Linked DNA regions of Homo sapiens: region 1 is linked to region 2. The links are chromatin loops, found by intact Hi-C in ENCODE. Cell type or tissue: HepG2. All regions are shown on one strand.

Region 1 (5,000 bases), 100 kb before region 2:
TCTGGTTTCCATTGTTTTCGATGATTTTAGTCATCAATTCTTTTCATTGTCCTCCCTTACTTAATGTATTCTTTTTCTCTGGCTTCTTTAAAAATTTTCTCTCCATCTTAAGACTTTCAGTAATTTGACTATACTGCATCTACGAGTGATTTTTTTCTTTGTGCTTATGATACTTAGGGCTTATTGACATCCTTAAATCTCTGGAAGAGCTGAGGACTGAGTGAAAGGCATATGAGGAACTTTCTGGGTAATGTAAATGTTCCAGATCCTGATTCTCGTGGTGGAACCCTATATGCATACATTTGCTAAAACTCATTGAATTGTACACTGAAGATCTATGCATTTTGATTTCTTTAACCTATATTTTATGCTAGAAAAGAGACTTAAAGCATTTACGTTAACAAATGTTACTTTATGAAAGCTATATTTATTAACTTTCCTTAAGTGAGTCTGTTATGACTAAATCTGGGAATTCAATTCATCATTGTTTTTGAGAATACTTTTTAAATCTCAGCACACATTTTCATCTTCTAAATGATAGAAGCCCTGGTACAAAAATACAGTTAGATAGAAGGAATAAAATCTAGTGTTTGATAGCAAAATAAGGAGACTATAGTTAACAATAATTTATTGTATACCTCAAAATAAATAGAGGAGTAGTTTTGAAATGTTCCCAATTCAAAGAATTAATAAATGTTTGATGTGATAGATATCCCAGTTACCCTGATTTGATCATTACACATTGTATGCTGGCTTCAAAATATCACGTGCTTGATAAAAATGTCAAACTATTATGTACCCATGATAATTAAAAATAAAAAATATATAGGTAATATAATGAAAAGGATACTTTAAGATCATTTTTTAGACTACTAGGGAATAATTTTTTTACTAAGAACATACTTCATAGTCAAATAATAGATAAGACAGAAAGGGATGCACCTGAAGATTCATATACCAAAGAAGGAAGGAAGAGGAAGAGCATGAGGGAGGGAGGCAGGGGAGGAGGAAAGAAAGGAAAGAATGGACTGAATAGACTTGAAGATGATGGGAAGGAGGGATTTGTAGCCTTGGGCTGGCTGCTGTGTTTCATAGCAGATGCGGGAGGGTAAATGGAAAGCTAATAGACCAATACGAGGTAAAGTTTGGATCTCCATAAATTTAACTCTGAGGAGGCAAAGAGTGCTTGTTCCCTTCTTTGCCATATACTAATGTTCTGCTTCCTTCAGCCTTTTGCCCCCATGAAAGCTAAAGATTTTACATTGTGTTCCCTAAGATCTTAAGCCACAAGGCTGTGCTGATTAACATATGACTTATGAGCTTCACCTGATATATTTCATTCATTCGTTCAGTTATTCAATCAATATTTATTGTATGCTGCCTGCCAAGCCCTTTTCTTTGCATTGGGAATTCAGTGGTAACAAAGCAAGACAAACAGAATCCTTGCACCTGTGAAACTTACATTTGAGAAAGTAAGCAATTAAAAAAAGATAATTACAAGTAGTGAAGTGGTGAAGTGTACAAAACAGGGTACTGTGATAAAAAGCAGTTGGGGAGATGGTTCGCATTTTAGCTTGGATGACCGGGGGTCTTCCTGAGAGGTCCAAATCTGTTCCAAGACCTGAGCCAAGGGAAAGAGACAGGCATGTAAGATCCAACGAGAGAAATGGAATTGTCTTCTTGCCAGTTTATAGATAAATGAAAAAATATCATTATAGCAATGAAGACAAATTCATAAGAAGGTTTGTTTCCTAAAATGTGATGGAACGAGAAGTGGAGGATAATCTCAGCCTTTTACTGGAGACTCCCTTTGTAGATGAGTCACTGCTCTTTGCGTGTACATACAAACAACACACAGAAGGCCATGCAGGCTGACAGCTGCCTGGCCTGGCTTCCAGGGCATGAAAGCACAGTTCAGGGTTAAGGAGAATAAACACAGCAGGTCACAAGGCAGTTAGTCATAGTAACCTGGTGTGTGTTCTTTGTGGGAAAAACAAGAAGATAACAGCACAAAAAGTCCCTCCTCCCGGCCAGCTAAGCTGGGCCTCTCACGCCACTGGGAATGCATGAGTGAAGGAGCTTGAGGAAGATGGGAAGCAGGCTGAAGCACATTAGCAGTCGCTAATCTACACCTGTCTGTTATGAGCACCCTCTCAGGTGTGTAATGACGCCCCCAGCATCCCTGATACCGCTCCTTGATCAAGGCTCTGAACCTCAATCTGCGTGAACTAGAGGCAGTAAGTCCTTTCTGTAACTGTTCATGCCTGATACTCAATACATGTTAAGCTAAACTACATTTCTTCCAAAGATATGTGAAAGGAAAAAAATAAAAGACAAACGCAAAGTTATATTGGGCACAAGAGAATGAAGTGTAGCATGGTGGGAACTTTGTATCAGGGTCAAATTTATTATTTTCCTAAAGGAATTGCAGGATAACTCTGTACAGGAGACATCTCTAGGTAATTGCTGGAAGAATGCTCCACAGGGAAGAAGCCTGATGTGAAGGGGAATGGACTCAATAGCCTAATTGTTTTTCCCCCATTCATTACCATTTGTAGGTCCCTTGGGACAGAATTTGGCACACTGGCTGAATAAAATAACAAGAAGTCTGAGGACTTCTTGTTGGCTTGAAGTGGAATGTTCTTGCCAACATATATTGAAATCATCACATAGGGATCACCTTTTTTCATTATTGTGATTTGCATTTATTATGATAGCCTCTCAGTCAATATTTAATGGCACATCTTATGTGCAAAGCCCCATGCTAGACACTCAGGAGTGTCCAGAGGGGCATGGCACTTGTCTCCTGCTCTCAAGAAGCTTACAGTCTGGTCACAGTAGGAAACGCACAAATCAATTATCTGAAACATATGGAAATGACTTCTCTGACAAAACTGCATTTTGTTGAATGTCATGACAATTCACTTTAGGAAATTACACATTTTTGTAGGATGCTTTTTTCCTCCTTTGAACAATAGATTATCAAGAGCACTGAAGTTCTCAGCAAGGAGATCCATTGGCCTCAACATTTCTTCACAAAAGAATCTCCCTTCTGATTTTGACAGCTTCATCAACAAAGCAGCCATTTCTTGTATATTATTGGTTTATTTTGCGTTTTCTCCCTTCCTTATCCGTTCTAAACTAACTCCCTAAGGCAACTGGGTGGAGAGCAACTGTGTGAACATTAAACCATACTTTTCATGTTCTGAATCATCAAACAAATTACTCATACCTTTTCTTCCCACATGGCTACTCCCTGAGATAGATGGGTTGATATGTAGTCCTTTGAAAGAAATATGGGGCGGGGGCTGTGGGGGCAGCAATTCAGTCTGAGAAACGTGTGAAATCCCAGAATCAGAGATGGAGTAGGGCCAAGCCCCCAATCTGGAAATTTGGAAGTTGTGTCTGGTAAATATCTACATTAATTCCTCTCTCTTCTGTTCCTCTCTGAAGTCTGCAGTATTTCCATCCAGGGGGACTCAGGAATGGTACACCTGGACCCCCTCACAGTCCTCAGGGGTGTCACTACTCACACCTCTAACCCATGTGCTTCTCATAGATCCCTGGGAACGAACAGGGCATGGGACAGGAAATTCCTGCAGAAAGAAAATGTCTGCAGTCAGGGAGTTTCTGCAGGCAGGCCCACACTTACTCCCTACCCCTTCTCAGGCCTTTGCAGAAAAACATGGAAACCATCATTTGTTTAGGGTCAGAGTTGTGGAAGGCATAACATGGGTTAGAAAACAAAGTAAAAGCAACAAAAATAGTGACTATTAACTCTCTTCCATTAGTCCTATTTAGCAGGTCCCTGAAAAATGTAGTTGAATATTGTTTTGTTCCAATGTCAATGAGGGGAAAAAATCACTTTGTTTCCAGGTCCACCCCCATGTGGAGTTTGCTTGTTCTCCCCAGGTCTGTGTGGGATTTTTCTAGGTACTCTGGTTTCCTCCCACGTCCCAGAGCTGGACATGTTAGGTAAATTGGTGTGTCCACATGGTCCCAGTCTGTGTGCTAGTATGTGAGTGTGCCCAAGATGGGACGGTGTACTGGCTAGGGCTGGTGCCCGCCTGATGCCCGCCTGGTGCCCTGAACTTCCAGGTTAAGCTCCAGCCCCCTGCAACCCTGAACTAGAATAAGTGGGTAAATTATTATCTGACTTGCTTTTATTAATCTTTCTTAAATGTATGTGTAGTTCACATTTATTTCAGGTGTTTAATATAGAAGTGTTTTGTCCTTATTTAGAAGTTTGGTGATGTTTTTGTGACCAGAAATATGCCTTAGGAATTTAACTCTTCTTTAGATCAACTCGACTATGGTTTAATTGTTTTTGCTATACATCGTTTTGCTTAAAGCCGCAGTTTCCAGGAGCCTACTGATGATAAGTGAGGATTTACTGTGGTTTGTTAAGTGAATTGGCAAAACAAAACAAAACAAAACAAACAAACAACAAAAGAAAACACATCCTAGACCAGAGGTTTCTGTTTTACATGGAAACTTATCTTAGTGCTACAGTTAATACCACACACGTCCTGGAACCTCACTGCATCACCCAGACTCCAAGTGCCATCCTGCCTGCTGGAGGAAGACCTGGGAGGGCACGGCAAAGACATGTCACTGGACATCTCCCAGGTTAGAATCTCCTTGTGCTTAAGGCTGTCCTTGACCTCATGCAACGGATGTTGGTCATTCAAGGAGGAAGCCTCTGGTAGCAGGAGCGCCTCTTGCCTCACTTCCTCTGTTTGAGTGGCACTGGTTAATCAACTGATTCTACTAAAGAAAATTCTTTACATCCCCATTGGATGTTTCTATTGGTCTGTTCTCTGCTGAACCTGCCCATGGAGGACCATGAAAATGTGTGAGAAAAGCCATTTTATTGGGGTGCTTGAAATTGGATTATCCAATGTGGCCTGCTTTCCATAGTTCAGCTTTTCAGACTTTAGCAGGGAATTGTGTGCTTACACAGGGTTCTGTGTGAACTAACACATCTCTGCCTGAATGTG
Region 2 (5,000 bases):
TACAGCCCATGGGTTGGTGCCTCCCCATAGCTGCTGTCTCCCCGGGGCAGCCTGGAAAGGCTGGGGATAAAAGCCCTGTTGCCCATCAGTGAGCAACAGAAGTAGTGTACAAATGCACCAGCTCCCCATTCAATTCCTTGGACAATTCGAGGCACATTGCATAGGGTTCTGCAGAAGCTTCCTAGAAACTTTCTATACCCATGACCCACGAGCAATGCATTCTTTCTTGTCTTCTATCTCTTCTCCATCCCTTCCTTTTGGATTTTCCAGGATGACTTCCCAAATAAACCACCTGCACCCAAGCCCTCTGTTCAGGGTCTGCACTTTGGAAAACCTGAACTATGATTTCAGTGGTAAACTCTCTTAAGTGATATGAAACGAAACAACCTGGATTCCAGTTTTATCTTTGGCTTGGATTTATTCTTTTAAGGTACAAAATGACACTAATATTATTTATACTATTACTTTAATTACCAATTATACACCTTTATAAGTCTGTGGCTCATACGTTTTTGGGAGGAGGGGTGTCATGTCTTAGATCCCTAGAGAATCTGATGTAAACATTGGACATATAAACAGAAAGTTTTACATTCAGTGTCAGGGAATTCAAAGAAGCTCAAAAACACACTGTCAGCTTATCTCAGTTTAAAAGCCCGGTTTTGGATGCAGATATCAGTGTATTTCTTTCTCAGATGACAAAATCTACAAATGTTCCTTCATGCCCTCTGTCAATTCCTTGGAAGCAGATGGGCAATGAGTTAAACTTCGGTCATAGCATTCTGCAATTTGAGACCTCCAGATACCCTAGAGCAGCAGTCCTCAACCTTTTTGGGACCAGGACTGGTTTTGTGGAAGACAATTTTTCCACGGATGGGGGTAGGGGTAGGGATGGTTTCAAGGAAACTGTTCCACCTCAGATCAGCAGGCATTAGCTTCTCATAAGGAGCATGCAACCTAGATCCCTTGCATGTGCAGTTCACAATAGGGTTCTCGCTCCTATGAGAAACCGATGCTGCTGCTAATCTGACAGGAGGTGGAGCTGGCCTGCCTCTCACCTCTTGCTGTGTGACCCGTCTCTTAACAGGCTATGGACGAGGACCAGTACCAGTCCAAGGCCCAGGGGTTGGGACCCCTACCCTAGAGAGAGCCTCTCCTTTTTTTTTTTTTGTTTTGCATATGTTGACACTGAGACACAGAGAAATTAAGCAGAAGAGGTGGAAGTGTGATTTTTATGAAGATAGAGTTAAAATCCGGATCTGACTTTGTATTTGATAGATTCAATCAGATGAAGTTGTATTACTAATGATTTCATTTTGCCCCCATTTGATAAGAATGTTATCAATAATAATAGTAATCATATTCTACTCAGCACCCTAGGGCATATTATGTATTCATCAGTTTTATTAAACTCCACAATGCTCTAAAGTGGCTGTTGGCACCACACTAGTTTATGGACATAGAAACCAAGGTTCAAAGTACTTCACCATGTGACCACCCAGCTCAAAGAAGTAAACAGCAGATTTGAACTCTGAACGCCACCATCCAACCTGCTTTCTTGCTTTAGGTCACAGTGGCAGTTTTCAGAAGTAACTCTACTGTCCCTTACTCTTAGTGTCACCTGCAGTGTGTGTGTGTGTGTGTGTGTGTGTGTGCGTGTGTGTGTGTGAATAGAAGTAGGTGATTTACCTTCCCTGCTTCACACCCTGTTACAGCTCATGCACAGGCCAGAATCCTGGTATCAACCATTAGAAAGCCCAGAGAGAAAATCCTGAGGCTCAAAGAAAACCCTGAGGGTCTCTGATGGTGGAAGTATTTGCAGCAATTCTATCCTATATTCCTTATACAAAATAAAGCAAACACCTGGAGCCCTTTTGCTTTGATACAATGAGGCAAACTTGGAAAACACCAGAGAATCAGATGGGATGGATTCTTCCTCAGCCCACCACCATCCTTCGGCATTTGCTGAACTTTTATTAAAGTCACAGAATTCAGGTCTTTCAGATAAGACTAGTGTGAACATACTAAAATATTCTCTGGCACTAATGAAATGTGTTTGTTTTTAATAAATCTTTTTTCTATTCTTTTCTTTCATTTGAAAAACATTGTTGCATGAAGAATTGAGCATAGTACTAAATGCTAACGTTGTTTTCTATACTATAATTAGCATGGGTCCAGGGAAAACTCTGAATCTTTGCTAGTGGCTGACTGGGGCACTGAATTGAAAGGATTTTAGGCAAAAATGAAGGTTGTGGTTAGGTAAGAGAGATACTGCGCATGTGTGGAGGCAGAAGTAGGAGCACGTCTATTTTCCATTCTGGATGAGAGTTTGCCAGGGTGATTTTCCTATCCCCAGCCTAGTGTGTGTGTGGTTGATGTTTGGTACCAAAATGCAAACATGAAAGGTTTGGAAGGACACGGTGACTAGTGGTCACTATGGTCACCTTAGGCACTGATAGGGAAAACTGACGTGCCAAGACAAAGACAAACTAAATGGTTAATCTTTAATCTGGGTGAAGTACTGACTGACAAACATACCTCTAACTTAACCAGAATTCTGACTTAGATTTTGTTCAAACCCATTGTCATGAGATATCTGCATTTCATCATAAGATAGTAGGCAGAGGTCTCTTCCAGTCTTGCTATAAACACTTAAGTGCCTGTGACTCCCACACAACGAGAAAAGTTAGCTCTTAGGAAAGAAGCTTTTACATGTATGTGATACTATATAATCATTGTAACGAAACTTTCCCTATGCAATTGATCAATTTCGATATTTGCCCTGATCTGCCAAGGTATCTTGTGTGTACTTGAAACACAGATTAAAAGCCAGAAATTAATATATATACATGTGTATGTGTGGATTTAGGTGTTTGTGTGTGTGTGTGTGTGTGTGTGTGTGTGTGTAACAAAAGTAAGTGATTTATATTTTTAGGCTGTTGAGAGCTTTACCTAGGACTTCCAACAGAGAAACTAATTAGCTTTACCTTCCTTTATTCAAGCATAATGACATAATTTAATAAGTGTTTGGTGAAAATATCTATTTTTCTTCTAGCAAAAATAAGCAATCCTTCACGAAAACTTCTTTCTTTCAAAACATGGCTGGAAGAAAATATTCTCTGATTTGTAATCTCCATCTTCCTAAATTGGATCATTATGACTAATATAAACAGTCTTCGAGTTAATGAATGACAATGAGATCCTACAGAAAACAGTGCATTCTTGAACTAAAAAACTGAATTCCCAGGTCATTACCTTGACTGTTCTAGGAAAGTCAGAGGTGTTAGCATGAACATTGTAGGTTTCATGAGGGGCATGAAGAGATGAACTATATGTCACTGAAACATTTCAAGTCTTGGTGTAGACAGCATGATGAACAGTAGACAGGAAATTCATGCTGTTTGATATGGAGGTAACAGTTGGGTGTTGAGTGTATAAAATGGAATGTTTAGGGGAATTGTGCTAATAGGCAGCTACAAGAGAAGGCTTCATATTTCTTATTTGTTCTGCATCCTACGTGCAAGTCTGAAATTAGCTCTCTGATATCTCTAACCACCATAAAATGCCTTTTCCATAGGCATTTTATGCTGAGGAAGCTCAGCCAGTGAAGCACCTTACTGGAGACAAAGACATTACTGCTCAATTAAAATGACAGCTTTTATTAGGTGGATTTCATAGGAAGTGTTTGAGTTTTCCATCCAAATCTTTGGAAATACATTATCCTAGATAAAGTGAAAACAGTTTCTTCCTGATTCTTCATTTTCCTGATATACCTCTACACACACACACACAAACACACCTTCCTAAGTTTACACAGAATATTTGAAGTAGCGAACAACTACAGGATTGTCCCAGTATTGTATGACTTCCATAGCTTGGTTGTTTCATTCCCAGGTCAGTGGAGATTCCAAGAGGTTGAGTAACTTCTTGACAGCTGAACGAAGGCAGTTAGGTCTTTTTAACTATAGAGCCCATGCTTCCCTTTGCTAGTCTCTGCAGGCCCCACTGGGGTCTTCTTATGTGTCCAGTGCAATCCCGTTGCCTGGATGTGAAGCTGCCTAAATACATGTTGTATTCTCTGCCTCCCTGCCTTTCTTGGCGTCAGTTGATTGCATCCTTCATTGCTTAGGGACCCAGGGAAGCTTTGGTCAGGCAGGACTCCCAGGCTTCGTATGTTTACTTAATCCTTTTCTTTCAACCCCATCTTGGCATTGCTGAGCCCCCACCCCACTCCTTGACATTGCTCCTATACCACGCTGATTTGCATCTCTGATAGAAACACCTTCCTGTGGCTGAAAGATTGATGTTCACTTCTCCTTTCTACAGACTTCCTGCTATACTTACTCAGGCATAGGCTAACCCTCCCTTCCCTGGGAAGGTAATGGCCCTTCCCCTGATCTTAAGCCTCATTCCAATATTTCCTTACCTCATTCTTCCTAGACAAGAAAACAAAATTATTTTTACTAAAACACAGCTATAATCCAATTTTTCACCTATCTACTGAATTAATTTTTAACTCCCCAACCTAATATTCAGGACGTCCCCCACCCACATTTTCAGTCAAATTATCTCTCACTACTTCGTTCTGCACACATTTTAACTTTCCTTATGGTTGCAGTCTGACTTCATCCCACACTTTCTTTCTCCTATTTCCTTTTTTTTTTTGAGACGGAGTCTCGCTCTGTCGCCCAGGCTGGAGTGCACTGGCGCAATTTCGGCTCACTGCAAGCTCTGCCTCCTGGGTTCACGCCATTCTCCCCCCTCAGCCTCCCGAGTAGCTGGGACTACAGGCACCTGCCACCACGCCCGGCTAGTTTTTTGTGTTTTTAGTAGAGACGGGGTTTCATCATGTTAGCCAGGATGGTCTCGATCTCATATACAATATTTTACTAAAACTCTGTCTAAATATATACAGAGTCTCTCTTAGGTAAAACTTTTACCTCTTAGATCACATCCATGCAAGGGTGGAATGCTGTATTCATGAGCGTGTGCTTAGCACAATG

Evidence for each region. Hi-C counts contacts between places; a loop is a spot of excess contacts. Peaks named below come from ENCODE experiments on the same cell type or tissue, not always from the same donor. Only the 100,000 strongest peaks of a DNase experiment are listed, where the experiment ranks them.
Region 1: it touches region 2 in a loop (2.5-fold over the local background); 2 of 110 quality-filtered maps call a loop at or near these places.

The regions. Positions count from the first base shown.
Region 1 is chr18:11,002,699-11,007,698 of GRCh38, reverse strand. The region is part of intron 2 of PIEZO2 (piezo type mechanosensitive ion channel component 2); the gene reads left to right. Among named protein-coding and RNA genes, the nearest start is that of PIEZO2, 140 kb to the left of the region's middle. RefSeq lists an enhancer at 1,755-2,244. In HepG2, no CTCF peak of the experiment used is centred here; a DNase peak (open chromatin) is centred at 1,938; H3K4me3 peaks cover 467 bases.
Region 2 is chr18:10,898,083-10,903,082 of GRCh38, reverse strand. The region is part of intron 4 of PIEZO2 (piezo type mechanosensitive ion channel component 2); the gene reads left to right. Among named protein-coding and RNA genes, the nearest start is that of MIR6788, 140 kb to the right of the region's middle. In HepG2, no CTCF peak of the experiment used is centred here; DNase peaks (open chromatin) are centred at 1,522 and 2,432.